Linked DNA regions of Homo sapiens: region 1 is linked to region 2. The links are chromatin contacts, found by Hi-C in ENCODE. All regions are on one chromosome and are shown on one strand. Each heading gives the region's core, a stretch centred on a gene start or an enhancer-like site at or near the end of the contact. The rest is flanking DNA. Distances are from core to core; before and after follow the strand shown. Region 1 holds the start of PIAS4 (protein inhibitor of activated STAT 4). Region 2 holds the start of SMIM24 (small integral membrane protein 24).

Region 1 (6,257 bases), core at 380-2,879, 530 kb before region 2:
CAGGCCTCCACATCTCCAGGGCGAGTCTCCACTTTTCAAAACTCTAGAGAGGAGCAGAAGTGTGCGCAGGGGTGTAGGGTTGGGAGGCGAAGAGAGGTATATGCTATAATCACAGAGCCCTGAGTGCTGTGTTTTCAGATCCCAGGGGGTAATGTGAGAGGACCGAGAAGAAGATACGTACAGGTCAGGACCGTGGGGAGGGAAGATGTGAAAGGGGATGGGGGAGGGAGAGGTCCCCTAACCTCCCCGGAAGCCGTGGCCTTGCGGGCACTTCTAAGGGTTTTAGACCCTCAGCTCTAGGTAGGCACCTACAAGAAGGTACATCCCCTGGAATGGGGATACTCTGAGCTCAATCCCAGGATGATTAAAAGTGGTTCCAAGCTAGGAGATGGTATCTATGGGACATGGGACCTGGACAGGACCCAAAGTATAATAGAGCAGCAGCAACAGTTGTTCTAAAGAGGCCAGCCTTGGACCCAGTGGGGACCCTCCAGAGATCAACAAAAGAGAATAGGCAGAAAGAGAGGGGACCTTAGAAACCAAAGTTGGGGTGCATAAAAGTTCTGGGGGCTGTGTAGGGGGAGGGTGGGTGTCTGACCTAAGAAGTAGACTCGCTCAAGAGCAGAAAATAGGAGAAGCAGCCAAGGTTTGAGGACAGTATCTGATGCTGCACAGGTGAGGTTTAGAGCCCCCTGAAGCAGAATCAGTAGCCTCAGATTCTGTCCCGAGAGGAACGAGGTAGGACCAAAGCACAGTCCAGGATTTAAGATTAAAAAAAGGAGAATAAAGAAGGTCTGTGACCAAGAAGAGTGGTCCGAACTCCATCCTATGGGGAGGGAAAGGGAGGGCCCAGCCTTCCCCCAAGCGCCCACTCCGGCGTGTGAGAGACGGTGTCGGGAAGGGGGCGGGGTTCTGGGACCAATGCAGGAGCTGAAGAGGGGCTCAAGACCGAGCCTGAACTCCAGACCCCAAGAGGACGTGCCGTGTCTTGGGGGTGGTCTCAGGGCCCTGACTCCTCCACCTGGACGGTGGCAGGACACTATCCAGGACTCGGGGGACCCTTCCGAGCAGGAGACTCGCAAACCCCAGCCTGGCCTGTTGGGCGGGGACGAGACCCAGATAGCAGTCCTGGGAGCCCTGTGGGCGGGGAGGCGCAGACACTCCCCCCAACACACCAGCCAAAAAGCAAGGACCCCGGCTCGGAACCAAGAGGGCAACGAGTAGCTCAACACGTCCCGCATCCCGGCGGGACGGTGCCTCAACCGGGAGGCGCGGCCCTGGCCTGGCGCTCAGGGACCGGGACCCTAAGGGCTCGGGCTGGGTGGGGGGACCCTGCCTGAAGCCGGGGGAGCGACCCCCGGCGCGAAGACCTGGGTGAGGCAGGAGGGCCCCGCCCCCGGCCTCCCCGCCCCCCGCCCTCACCCTGAGACCGGGGGTCGGGGTCTGGGGGCCGGGACGGCGAGCCGCGGGCCGGCCGCGCTGTGGGGCCCCGGACAGAAGGCGCAGACCTCGACCTGCGGCCCGGCCCCCGCCCTCTCGCCCACTTGCCCCGGCCGGCGCCGCCACCGCTCACTCACTTTGGCCTCCACCAGCTCCGCCGCCATCTTGGTCACCAGCGTCCCCCGCGCCGGGAGCCCCCAGCCGTCGCGTCACGTGACCGCTCACCACTCGCGGGCGGGGCCGCCGCCCGGGCCAATTAGCACCCGCGCGCGCTCCTCCCGCCGCCGGTGCGCGCTGCTGCCTCCTGCGCAGGCGCGCGCGGCCACCGCCCGGGCCTCCGGCCAATCAGGTCCGTCCTACACCAGCGCCCCCCCCCCCGCTCGCGGCGACCACGCCTACCCCGGCGGCGCCTGACTCCTTAAAGTGGTACTAGCCCTGCGCAGGTGGGGACGGGTGCTCGGTTTCCTCTAGGGAGGGAAGGCGAGAGGGGGCGGTGGCAGCGACAACAATGCAGCTAGGTGCCGTGGCTTCCTGCGCGCGGCGGCCGCCAGGTGCGTCTCCAGACTCCCGGCGGCGTCGGGCAGGGGATGGTTGCTCCGCCGCAACGGCCGCCAGTGCGTACAGTGAGGCGCCTTGCAGCGCAGCGCGGTGCAGGCTCCACGGGCCCAGACACCCCGCGCGCTGCACATCCGGGTCCTGGTGTGCAGATGGGGCGTGGGCTCGGCAACCAGCTGGCTGGGGGCGCCCGGCGGAGAAAAGCGGGACCCCTGCTCCCAAATTCCTTGGAGATCGTACAGCCCTCACCTCTTTGCAGGCGCCCCCCCCATCCTGCCTCCCCACCCATGGGAAACCTTGGATCTGCACCAGTTGGGACCTCTTCTCCAAAGCGCTCCTTGGCTTTGGAGCTAAGTGGCTTCGTGCCCGTAGAAGTGGATTTCAAACTTCAATAATCAAGTATTTTAGTGCAATTTATTTTTTATTTTTATTTTTGTAGAGACGAGGATCTCATTATGTTATCCAGGGTGGTCTCGAATGTCTGGGCTTAAATGATCCTTCTGTCTGGGCCTCCCACAGTGCTGGGATTACAGGCGCGAGTCACCACACCTGGCTAGTCCAACACTTTAAACATAAAAAAATCAGTGCAAAAGAGTCCATGATGGATGAAATACCAAATTGTTATTTATTTATTTATTTTCGAGACGGAGTTTTACTCTTGTTGCCCAGGCTGGAGTGCAATGGCGCGATCTCAGCTCACTGCAACCTCCATCTCCCGGGTTCAAGGGATTCTCCTGCCTCAGCCTCCCAAGTAGGTGGGATTACAGGCGACTGCCACCACGCCCAGCTAATTTTTTTTTTGGCCAGGCTTTTCTGCAACCCCTGACCTCAAGTGATCTGCCCGCTTCAACCTCCCAAAGTACTAGGATTACAGGCATGAGCCATCATGCCCAGCCTTTTTTTTTTTTTTTTTTGAGAGCCTTGCTGTGTTGCCCAGGCTGGAGTGCAATGGAGCGATCTCCACTCACTGCAACCTCTGCCTCCTGGGTTCAAGCGATTCCCCTGCCTCAGCCTCCCGAGTAGCTGGGATTACAGGTATGCACCACCATACCCAGCTAATTTTTTTTTTTTTAGACGGAGTCTTGCTTTGTCACCAGGCTGGAGTGCAGTGGCGCCAGGCTGGAGTGCAGTGGCGCAATTTCGGCTCAGTGCATCCTCTGCCTCCCGGGTTCAAGTGATTCTCCTGCCTCAGCCTCCCGAGTAGCTGGGACTACAGGTGGGCACCACCACGCTCAGCTGATTTTTGTATTTTTAGTAGAGATGGAGTTTCACTGTGTTGGTCAGGTTGGTCTATGAACTCCTGACCTCAGGTGATCCACCGGCCTCGGCCTCGCAAAGTGCTGGGATCATGGGTGTTAGCCACCGCACCCGGCCTGAAATACCAAAATTTTAAGTAAAGAGCCAGACGTAGGAGTGTGCGCCTGTGGTCCCAGCTACTTAGGAGGCTGAGGCAGGAGGATCGCTTGAGCCCAGGAGTTGGAGGCTGCAGTGAGCTTTGATCATGCCACTACACTCCAGCCTGGGCGACAAAATTATAGGAGGCGGTTGTTTTAGACTAAACTCTTGTGCTAGGCACCAAGACACAGGAATAAACAAAATGCAGCTAGTCACACTCAGATTCTAAGTCACAATGACGAAGCTAAGTTGTTATCTGACCTTTGGGAAAACCAGGAGGGAGCCCTATCAGCCCATTTTCTCTTTTATTTTATTTTCTCTCTTTCTTTCTCTCTCTCTCTCTCTCTCTCTCTCCCTTTCTTTCCAGGAGGAGTCTCACATTTGTCGCCTAGGCTGGAATGCAATGGCGCAATCTCGGCTCACTGCAACCTCTGCCTTCCAGGTTCAAGCGATTCTCCTGCCTCAGCCTCCTGAGTAGCTGGAATTACAGGTGCCCGCCACCACACCCGGCTAATTTTTTTGTATTTTTAGTAGAGACGGGGTTTCGCCATGTTGGCCAGACTAGTCGAGAACTACTGACCTTAGATGATCCGGCCAACCAATTTTCCAAACAGGCCAGTTTCAGCCTTCAGTGGCCAATGTCCTAAAATTCCCTCTGCTTAATTTCTTTAATCCTTACACAAAAAAACTAGCCTGGCCGGGTGTGGTGGCTCACGCCTGTAATCCCAGCACTTTGGGAGGCCAGGGCGGGTGGATCACGAGGTCAGGAGATCGAGACCACCCTGGCTAACACGGTGAAACCCCGTCTCTACTAAAAATACAAAAAATTAGCCGGGCTTGGTGGCGGGCGCCTCTAGTCCCAGCTACTTGGGAGGCTGAGGCAGGAGAATGGCATGAACACGGAAGTCGGAGCTTGCAGTGAGCCGAGATCGCGCCACTGCACTCCAGCCTAGGCGACAGAGGGAGACTCCGTCTCAAAAAAAAAAAAAAAAAAAAAAACTAGCCTGAAACAACCTGATGGTAACACTAATGAGTTAACACATTCTTTGCTGTTGGGTTTTTGTTGTTGTTGTTGCTGTTGGTTTTGAGATAGGTTTCTGTCTCCCAGGTTGTTGTGCAGTGGCTCAGTCATGGCTCACTACAGCCTCAACCGCCCGGGCTCAGGTGATCTTCCCACCTCAGCCTCCTGAGTAGCTGGGACTACAGGTGCACACCACCACGCCTGGCTAATTCTTGTATTTTTTGTCGAGATGGGGTTTTGCCAAGTTGCCCAGGCTGCTCTCAAACTTCCGAGTTCGGGGATCCTCCCAAAGTGCTGGGATTACAGACATGAGCCACCCCGCCCAGCCTGTTCTTTGATTTTGCTCTCTACAACCCCTCTCTTCCTGTAGAGCCAACCTCCTCTGCCCAACTGATTGGAACAGTTATCCTATTTTATGGAATGAAGTGTAGCAAATTGCAATGAAGCCGGTTAAGGTCCTTAGATTTGTTGAAATGTTGTCCATTGACAGCAAAACCCCAGCTCTGCCATTGCACGTATGAGTCTTACCTTCATTCCGGCCCTGCTGATTCTGCGGGGGATTGGGTTTTTTTGTTTTTGTTTTGTTTTGTTTTGTTTTAGACAGGGTCTTGCTCTGTCACCCAGGCTGGAGTGTGGTGGTGCCAATCTCGACTCACCGCAACCTCGGCCTCTCAGGTTCAACTGATTCTTGTGCTTCAGCCTCCCGAATAGCTGGGATTACAGGTGTGTGCCACCATACCTGGCTCATTTTTGTAATTTTATTTAATTTATTAATTTTCTTGAGACAGGGTCTCTCTCTGTCACTCAGGCTGGAGTGCAGTGGTGGGATCTTGGCTCACTTCAACCTCCACCTATCAGGATCAAGTGATTCTCCTGCCTCAGCCTCCCGGGCAGTGGGGACTACAGGTGCACATCATCACACCGGCTAATTTTTGGTATTTTTAGTAGAGACGAGGTTTGACCGTGTTGGCCAGGCTGGTCTCGAACTCCTGACCTTAAGGGATCTGCCAGCCTCAGCCTCCCAAAGTGCTGGGATTACAGGTGTGAGCCACCACACCTGGCCAGGTTTTGTTTTTAAGTATAATTTGTATTTGTTTTGGTGAAGATTCAGATTCACAAGAAGTTGCAAAAATAGTACAGAGAGATTTGTGCACCTTTCTCCCAGCTTTCCCCAGTGATAGTATTTTTATAACTGGCTGGGCTCCATGGCTCACACCTGTAATCCCTGCACTTTGGGAGGCCAAGGCGGGCGGGTCAACTGAGGTCAGGAGTTTGAGACCAGCCTGGCCAACATGGTGAAACTCCTGTCTCTACTAAAAATACAAAAATTAGCTGGGCATGGTGGCGGGAGCCTGTAAGCTCAGCTACTCAGGAGGCTGAGGCAGGAGAATCGCTTGACCCCAGGAGACAGAGGTTGCAATGAGCCGAGATTGTGCCATCACACTCCAGCCCAGACAACAAGAGCAACGCTCCATGTAAAACAAACAAACAAACAAAAAGCTTGAACCCAGGAGGCGGAGGTTGCAGTTAACTGAGATTGCGCCATTGCACTCCAGCCTGGGTGACAGAGCGAGACTCCATCTCAAAAAAAAAAAAAAAAAAAAGATTCAAAAAAAGTTTTACATAGCCATGTTATGTTGTCAAAACCTGGGCGTTGATGTTAGTATAATGGAATCAACTCGAGTGCAGACATTATTTCGATTGCACCCGTTTTTACATGTACCTTCCTCTGTGTGTGTTTGGTTCTATTATTTATTATTATTATTTTTTGAGACAGAGTCTCTATTGCCGAGTTTGGAGTGCAGTGGCGCGATCTCAGCTCACTACAACCTCCGCTTCCCAGGTT
Region 2 (6,341 bases), core at 3,819-6,318:
GGCACATGCCTGTAATCCCAGCACTTTGTGAGGCTGAGGCAGGAGGATCGCTTGAGCCCAGGAGTTAAAGAGCAGCCTGGGCAACATAGTGAGACCCTGTTCCTATAAAAAAAAATACAGAAAATTAGGTAGGTGTGGGGGCACAGACCTGTAGTCCCAGCTACTCAGGAGGCTGAGGCAGGAGGATCGCTTGAGCCTGGGCAGTCAAGGCTGCAGTGAGCCAAGATCCCACCACTGCACCACTGCACTCCAGCTTGGGTGACAGAGCAAGGCCCTGTCTCAAAAAAAAAAAAAAAAAAAAAAAATGTCCATCTCAAATCTGCCTACTTTCCTTCCACTAGGACCAGCTCAGTCCCCTCCTGGCTCCTCCTCTGGCCCCCATAGTCCGTTCTCCCCAAAGCAGCCACCAGGGGGCACCTGTGAGCACCTGGGTCCGGACCCATCCCTCCTCTGCCCACAGCCCTCCATGGCTCCCACATTCCTCAGGGTCTAGGCCGAAGTCTTCCTCACAGTCTACACGGCCCTGCAGGACCTGCCCTGACAGCTCCCCATCCTCCCCTCCCCCCCACTCCCCCGGCTCACTCTGCTCCAGCCACACTGGCCTCCTCACTGTTCCTCCAACACGCCAGGCACAGTCCTGCCCCAGGGCCTTTGCAGGGGCTGTGCCCTCTGCTTGGAACTCTCTTTCCCCTGGATCTCCCATGGCTGGTTCCCTTTTTCCTCCAGGTCTTTGCTCAAATGTCACCTCCTCAGTGATGCCTTGGCAGCCCAATTTTTTTTTTTTCTTGAGATAGTCTCACTCTGTCACCCAGGTTGTAGTACAGGGGTGCAATCATAGCTCACTGCAGCCTTGAACTCCTGGGCTCAAGCAATCCTCCCACCTCAGCCTCCTGAGTAGCTGGGACTACAGGCACTCACCACGCCTGGCTAGTTTTTAAAGTTTTTGTAGAGATGCAGTCTTGCTATGTTGCCCAGAGAGATCTTGAACTTCTGGATCAAGTGATCCTCTTGCCTCAGCCTCCCAAAGTGCTGGGACTATAGGCGTGAGCCACGGCGCCCAGCCACACCTCCCTTTCTAACCTAATATATCATTTACTCTAAGGTTATGTTTCTTTCTTAGCATCCATCTCCCTCCCTGGAATGTCAGGTTTTGGTCTTTCTTTTTTTTTTTTTTTTTTGTTACGGAGTTTCGCTATGTTGCCCAGGCTGGAGTGCAGTGGGATGATCTCGGCTCACTGCAACCTCCACCTCCCAGGTTCAAGCGATTCTCCTGACTCAGCCTCCCGAGTAGCTGGGACTACAGGCGCCCGCCACCACGCCCAGCTAGGTTTTGCATTTTTAGTAGAGACAGGGTTTCACCATGTTGGCCGGGCTGGTCTCAAACTCCTGTCTCAAGTGATCCGCCCACCTCGGCCTTCCAAAGTGCTGGGATTACAGGCGTGAGCTCCTGCGCCCGGCCTGGTCTTTCTTACTCATAGCTGTGTCCCAGCACCTAAGAGAGTGCCCAGCCATAGTCGCTGCTCAATACATATTCGATGAATGAATGAAGAGCCAGGCACGGTGGCGAGGACCTGTAGTTCCTGCTACTTGGGAGACTGAGGCGGGGGGATCGCTTGAGCCCAGGAGGTTGAGGGTGCAGTGAGCTATGATCGCGTCACTGCACTCCAGCACTCAGGGCGACAGAGCGAGACCCTGTCTCAAAAATAATAATAATATTAGCCAGGCATAGTGGCGGGCACCTGTAATCCCAGCTACTCCGGAGGCTGAGGTGGGAGAATCACTTGCACCCGGGAGGCAGAGGTTGCAGTGAGCTGAGATCTCGCCTTTGCACTCCAGCCTGGGTGACAAGAGTGAAACTCCGTCTCAAGAAAAATTAAATAAATAAAATAAAATAATAAGAATTAAAAAGATGAATGAATGAAGAGAGTGAGCCGGCCATGAGGAAATCTGGGCAGGGCGTTCCTGGGAGAAGGAAGCGCAGGTGCGGAGGCCCCGAGGTGGGGACGGCTGGGCAGAGTCGTGGCTGGAGCTGAGCAGGTAGGTTGCGGGTGGGCGGAAGTGATTTACAATGTGATTAACCCAGGCAGATGGTGGCCGTGGGGCAGCCGCCCAATCCTCTTAGCTCAAAGCCCCTTAATACTTCCGCTGTGTGGGTCACCTCCGGGCCTCCCCTGTGCCGGGCGGACACCATGCCGGGGCTGGCGGCCGAGGGGGAGGCCGAGGGCTGGAGCCCGTCCCCGCCGCTGTACGAGGAGTACCGGCCGCCGCCCCTGGACAGCATCCGCCTGCCCAGGTACGTGCTGTACCTGCTGCTGGCCGCGCTGGTGGTGGTGGCCGTCGCCTACGCCATCGTCGGGCACCTCATCAAAGACCTCGCCCACGACCTGGCCGGTGAGCTGCCCCCACCGAAACCCAGCTGGGGCCGATGCTGGGTCACCCTGGGTGGGTGGTCAGGGGATCCTAGTGCTTCTCCTAGCTGAGGAGGGGACAGAGGAGGGTGGCCGGGGCCGGGGAGTTGCCTCACCAGCTCCCTTGCCGCAGACTGGGCGTTTGGCCCGAAGCCAGACCAGGAGGCCGCACCCCGGGAGCTGCGCCCCAGCCTGACCGGCGAGGACTTGGAGGGGCTGGACCTGCAGCTGGCCCTGGCCTGGCAGGGCGAGGAGGACGCCGGCGGGGGTGGGGAGGGAGCCCCCTCTGAACCCCCGCCTCCCCCGGAGCCCCGCCGCCCCTCCATTGCCTTCAAGGACCCCCCATCCCGAAGCTCCTTCTGGAAGCTGATGGCAACTTGAATCCTGAATCCGGGTTCCGGACGCTTTGGCGGTCGTGTAGACAGAACTTACGCGCGCCGGAGCCCTTTCTGCAAACCCTGAGCTGCCCGGTCGCAGCGGACGGCTTTCTCCTTCCCAGCCGGCAGGTTCCGGGGGTTGGACGCTGGCGACTTTCACATACGCAGAGCCTGCCCGGCTCAGCCTCAGCCAAGCCGTCAGCAAACTGTGAATTAGAAACACTAGGGCGATTTAAAACGTTGTAATATTATCGGCCAACCTTACCGAGTGCTTAGCGTGTACCTGCTGCTGTGCAGAGCAGGCTTTTTCTATGCAGTATCTCATTTAATCCTCCGAGGTAGGACTGATCGCCCCCACTTAACAGATGGGGAAACCGAGGCACGCAGTGATGAAGTGGCTTCGCCAAGGTCTCAGAGCACAGAGTGCTTTTCTCAGAAAAAGCCCAGACAACTGACTGACTTTGGAGGGCAGGATCTCCAAGGCGGGTCCTGCCCCCACCCCCTCTGCTGGGCTCCCCTACCTCCAAATCTTCTCCAGCCCCCGCCTCGGCTGCTGGGTTTGCTTGTCTCTGGGGGGTGGTCCTGACTTCCTAATCAGATCGAGAGCTCCCAGACAGCACCAAGGCCTCCTTCTCTTCCAAGCCCTGCACAAGACGGGATACACAGTCAGAGTTTAATAGATGCCTGCCTGGCTGGTTCAAGCAGACCTGTGGCCATCCTGGGGCTGGGATGTGTGAGCCCCATCCTGCTGAGTGGCCGGTCTGCTCAGCGGTCATCCGCAGACCTCCGGAAGAGAGGAAGTGACAGCGACTCAGCAGGCGCTCCATAAACACCTGTGCGATGACGCCGGGCCTTCCTACCACTCGTCTGGGCCATGGCTGCTCCCGTGTCAGCTGGGGCGGGGTCCCCCTTCGCCCGGGCAGGGCCCACTATCTAATCAGCCGAGGGACCAAGGTTGAGGACAGGAGAGCCTGGAGCCTGAGTCATCAACGCTCCCGGGCATCCCCACGTGAGAGCGTCCCGGTTTGCAGGTGGACCACGGGCATGTGGCCTCTGCACACCTTCCCTGTCCCTGTGTGCTCCCATGGCTGCTTGTGGGTCCTCAGGGGCCAAGAGCCTGGGCGAGGCAGGATAAGCTGGGGGCGAGGCAGACCCGGCTTCAAATCCCAGGTCAGACCTGCTGCGTGACCTTGACTTTCCTGGGCACAATGAGACCGGCACCATTTCACGGGGTGTTAAGAAAAGGAAATGCGATCTGTGAAATTGCCGAGCACGGAGCCTCATGTGTACTCTGAGAGCACAAAAGGTGACTCTCAAATTTGCTTTGAGAGACAAGGTCTTGTTCTGTTGCCCAGGCTGGAGTGCGGTGGTGCATGCAGTGGTGCAGTCGTAGCTCGCTGCAGCCTCGAACTCCTGGGCTCAAGCGATCCTCTCACCTCAGTCTCTTTGAGTAGCTGAGACTACAGGTGCAGGCCACCATGCTCAGCTAAGTTTTACATTTTTTATTTTAGAGACGGGAGGAGGTTGGTCTGGAACTCCTGGCCTCAAGCGATTCTCCCGCCTTAGCCTCCCAGAGTGCTGGGATTACAGGCGTGAGACACTGTACCCAGCCTTGGTAACTCTTTGTATTTCTAATTTTTTTTATTTCCTTTGAGACAGGGTCTTCCTCTGTCACCCAGGCTGGAGTGCGGTGGTGCGGCCATAACTGGCTGCAGCCTCAAACTCCTGGGCTCAAGTGATCCTCCCACTTCAGCACACCCTAGTAGCTGGGCCTGCAGGTGCCCGCCGCGCCTGGCTAATTTTTCTATTTTTGTAGAGGTAGGGCTTGACTAAGTTGCCCAGGTTAGGCTCAAGGATCTGCCCGCGTTGGCCTCTCAATGTAGTGGGATTACAGGTGTGAGGCACTGGGTGGGCGCACCCTTCTTAAGATATTCCAGTTGTATTTGTGAGTTCCCCCTGTGTCCAGAGTGGCACGGGGCCTGGGCCGGGACGGGAGGTCGCAGCCATCTCAGCTCAGCCCCTGCAGCAGGGATCACAAAGGGGTGGCCCTGAGGCTGATGGTCCCCAGGGCAGGGTGCAGGGAGGAGGGACTCCCTCAGTTAATTGTTACACAGGTCCAGAGTCTGGCCTCCCGGAGGGAGAGCGATGGGGCAGGAGCTGGCAGGGGAGGGGCAGGATGCCCAATCAGGTGGTGCCAGGGGCGGGCCCCGCTCCCAGGTCTCAGGCATCCCCCGCCCGGGGACCGCCTGTGCCTTATCACGGGGAGGCAGGGCCTCGCCCACACCAAACCTGTGGACGCCGACCCGGGACCGCCGCTGGCTGGCTGCTGGCTCACTCGACCGTCATGGAGACCCTGGGGGCCCTTCTGGTGCTGGAGTTTCTGCTCCTCTCCCCGGTGGAGGCCCAGCAGGGTAGGTGCAGGGGGGCGGGAGGGGGCGTCGCGGGATAGGGGAGTTGGTCAGGTGATCACCATCTCCCAATTTTCCATGGCGAGAAAAAGGAGAGGGGGCAGGAAGAAAAGGAAGAGTGGCTTGGAGGCCCTTCTCAACCCCCGCAGTACCGCCCGGCCTCCCTCTCGCTGGGCTCTGCCCTCCTCTGTAAGGGACCCCCCACCGCCCACCCGAGCCTTTCCCCTCTCCAGCCCTTCTGAGCACACCTGGCTGAACCCCCCGCCTTGAGCTCGGCCCCACTCTGAGCTCGGGCCTCCTTTACAAGCCCCTCCCCATCTGAGTCCCCGCCTCTTTTGTGAACCGCTCCTTCTCACTCCTCCTCCTTTATAAACCCCTCCCCGAGCCCCTCCTCCTCTGTAAGCCCCTCCCCTCTGGGCTCCTCCTTCTTTATAAGCCCCTCCCCCTGAGCCTCTGCCTCCTCTATAAGCCCCTCTCCCTCTGAGCCCCCTAGTTCACAAGCCTCTCCCCATCCGAGCCCCTTCCTCCTTTGTAAGCACCTCCTTCTCACTCTCCCTCCTTTATAAACCCCTCCCCGAGTCCCTCCTCCTCTGTAAGCCCCTCCCCTCTGAGCTCCTCCTTCTTTATAAGCCCCTCCCCCTGAGCCTCTGCCTCCTCTACAAGCCCCTCCCACTCTGAGCCCCCTAGTTCACAAGCCCCTCCCCATCTGAGCCTCTTCCTCCTCTGTAAGCCCCTCCTTCTCACTCATCCTTTATAGACCCCTCCCTGAGCCCCTCGTCTGTTGTAAGCCCCTCCCCTCTGAGCTCCTCCTTCTTTATAAGCCCCTCCTCCTGAGCCTCTGCCGCCTTTATAAGCCCCTCCCACTCTGAGACCCTCTCCCCTTATAAGCACCTCCCCTCTGAGCTCCTCCTTTATAAGCCCCTCCCTCTAAGCCTCTGCCTCCTTTTATAAGCTCCCCCCAACAGCTCCTCTGTTGTAAGCCCCAACCCCCCAGACTCTTCTTTATAAGCCCTCCCCATCTGAGCCACCTCCTCCTTCATAAGCCCCTCCCCTGAGCTTGTTCTCCTTTATAAACCCCACCCCTGAGCCACTCCTTTGTCATAAGCCCCGCCCTTCTGAGGTCCGCCTTTATAAGCCCCTCCCCCTGA

Evidence for each region. Hi-C counts contacts between places; a loop is a spot of excess contacts on that map. Pooled maps may share reads with other maps.
Region 1: a loop to region 2 is called in a pooled map, with 5 times the contacts of the local background. The contact joins the promoter of PIAS4 here to the promoter of SMIM24 in region 2. A Hi-C loop is called at or near these places in 1 of 50 pooled maps.

The regions. Positions count from the first base shown.
Region 1 is chr19:4,003,108-4,009,364 of GRCh38, reverse strand. It overlaps PIAS4 (protein inhibitor of activated STAT 4), which reads right to left and starts at 1,629. Exons shown (of 11, transcript NM_015897.4): 1 at 1,578-1,629. The coding sequence starts at 1,604. RefSeq lists silencers at 1,476-1,535, 1,566-1,865 and enhancers at 821-1,711, 2,066-2,195, 1,712-2,603.
Region 2 is chr19:3,479,252-3,485,592 of GRCh38, reverse strand. It overlaps SMIM24 (small integral membrane protein 24), which reads left to right and starts at 5,068. Exons shown (of 4, transcript NM_001136503.2): 1 at 5,068-5,196. The coding sequence starts at 5,130. SMIM44 (small integral membrane protein 44) reads left to right here and starts at 2,152. Exons shown (of 2, transcript NM_001395954.1): 1 at 2,152-2,391; 2 at 2,542-3,483. The coding sequence starts at 2,190. The coding sequence ends at 2,789. It overlaps LOC105372246 (a long non-coding RNA gene), which reads right to left and starts at 2,615. Exons shown (of 5, transcript XR_936264.2): 1 at 2,307-2,615. RefSeq lists silencers at 394-443, 454-503 and an enhancer at 1,836-2,374.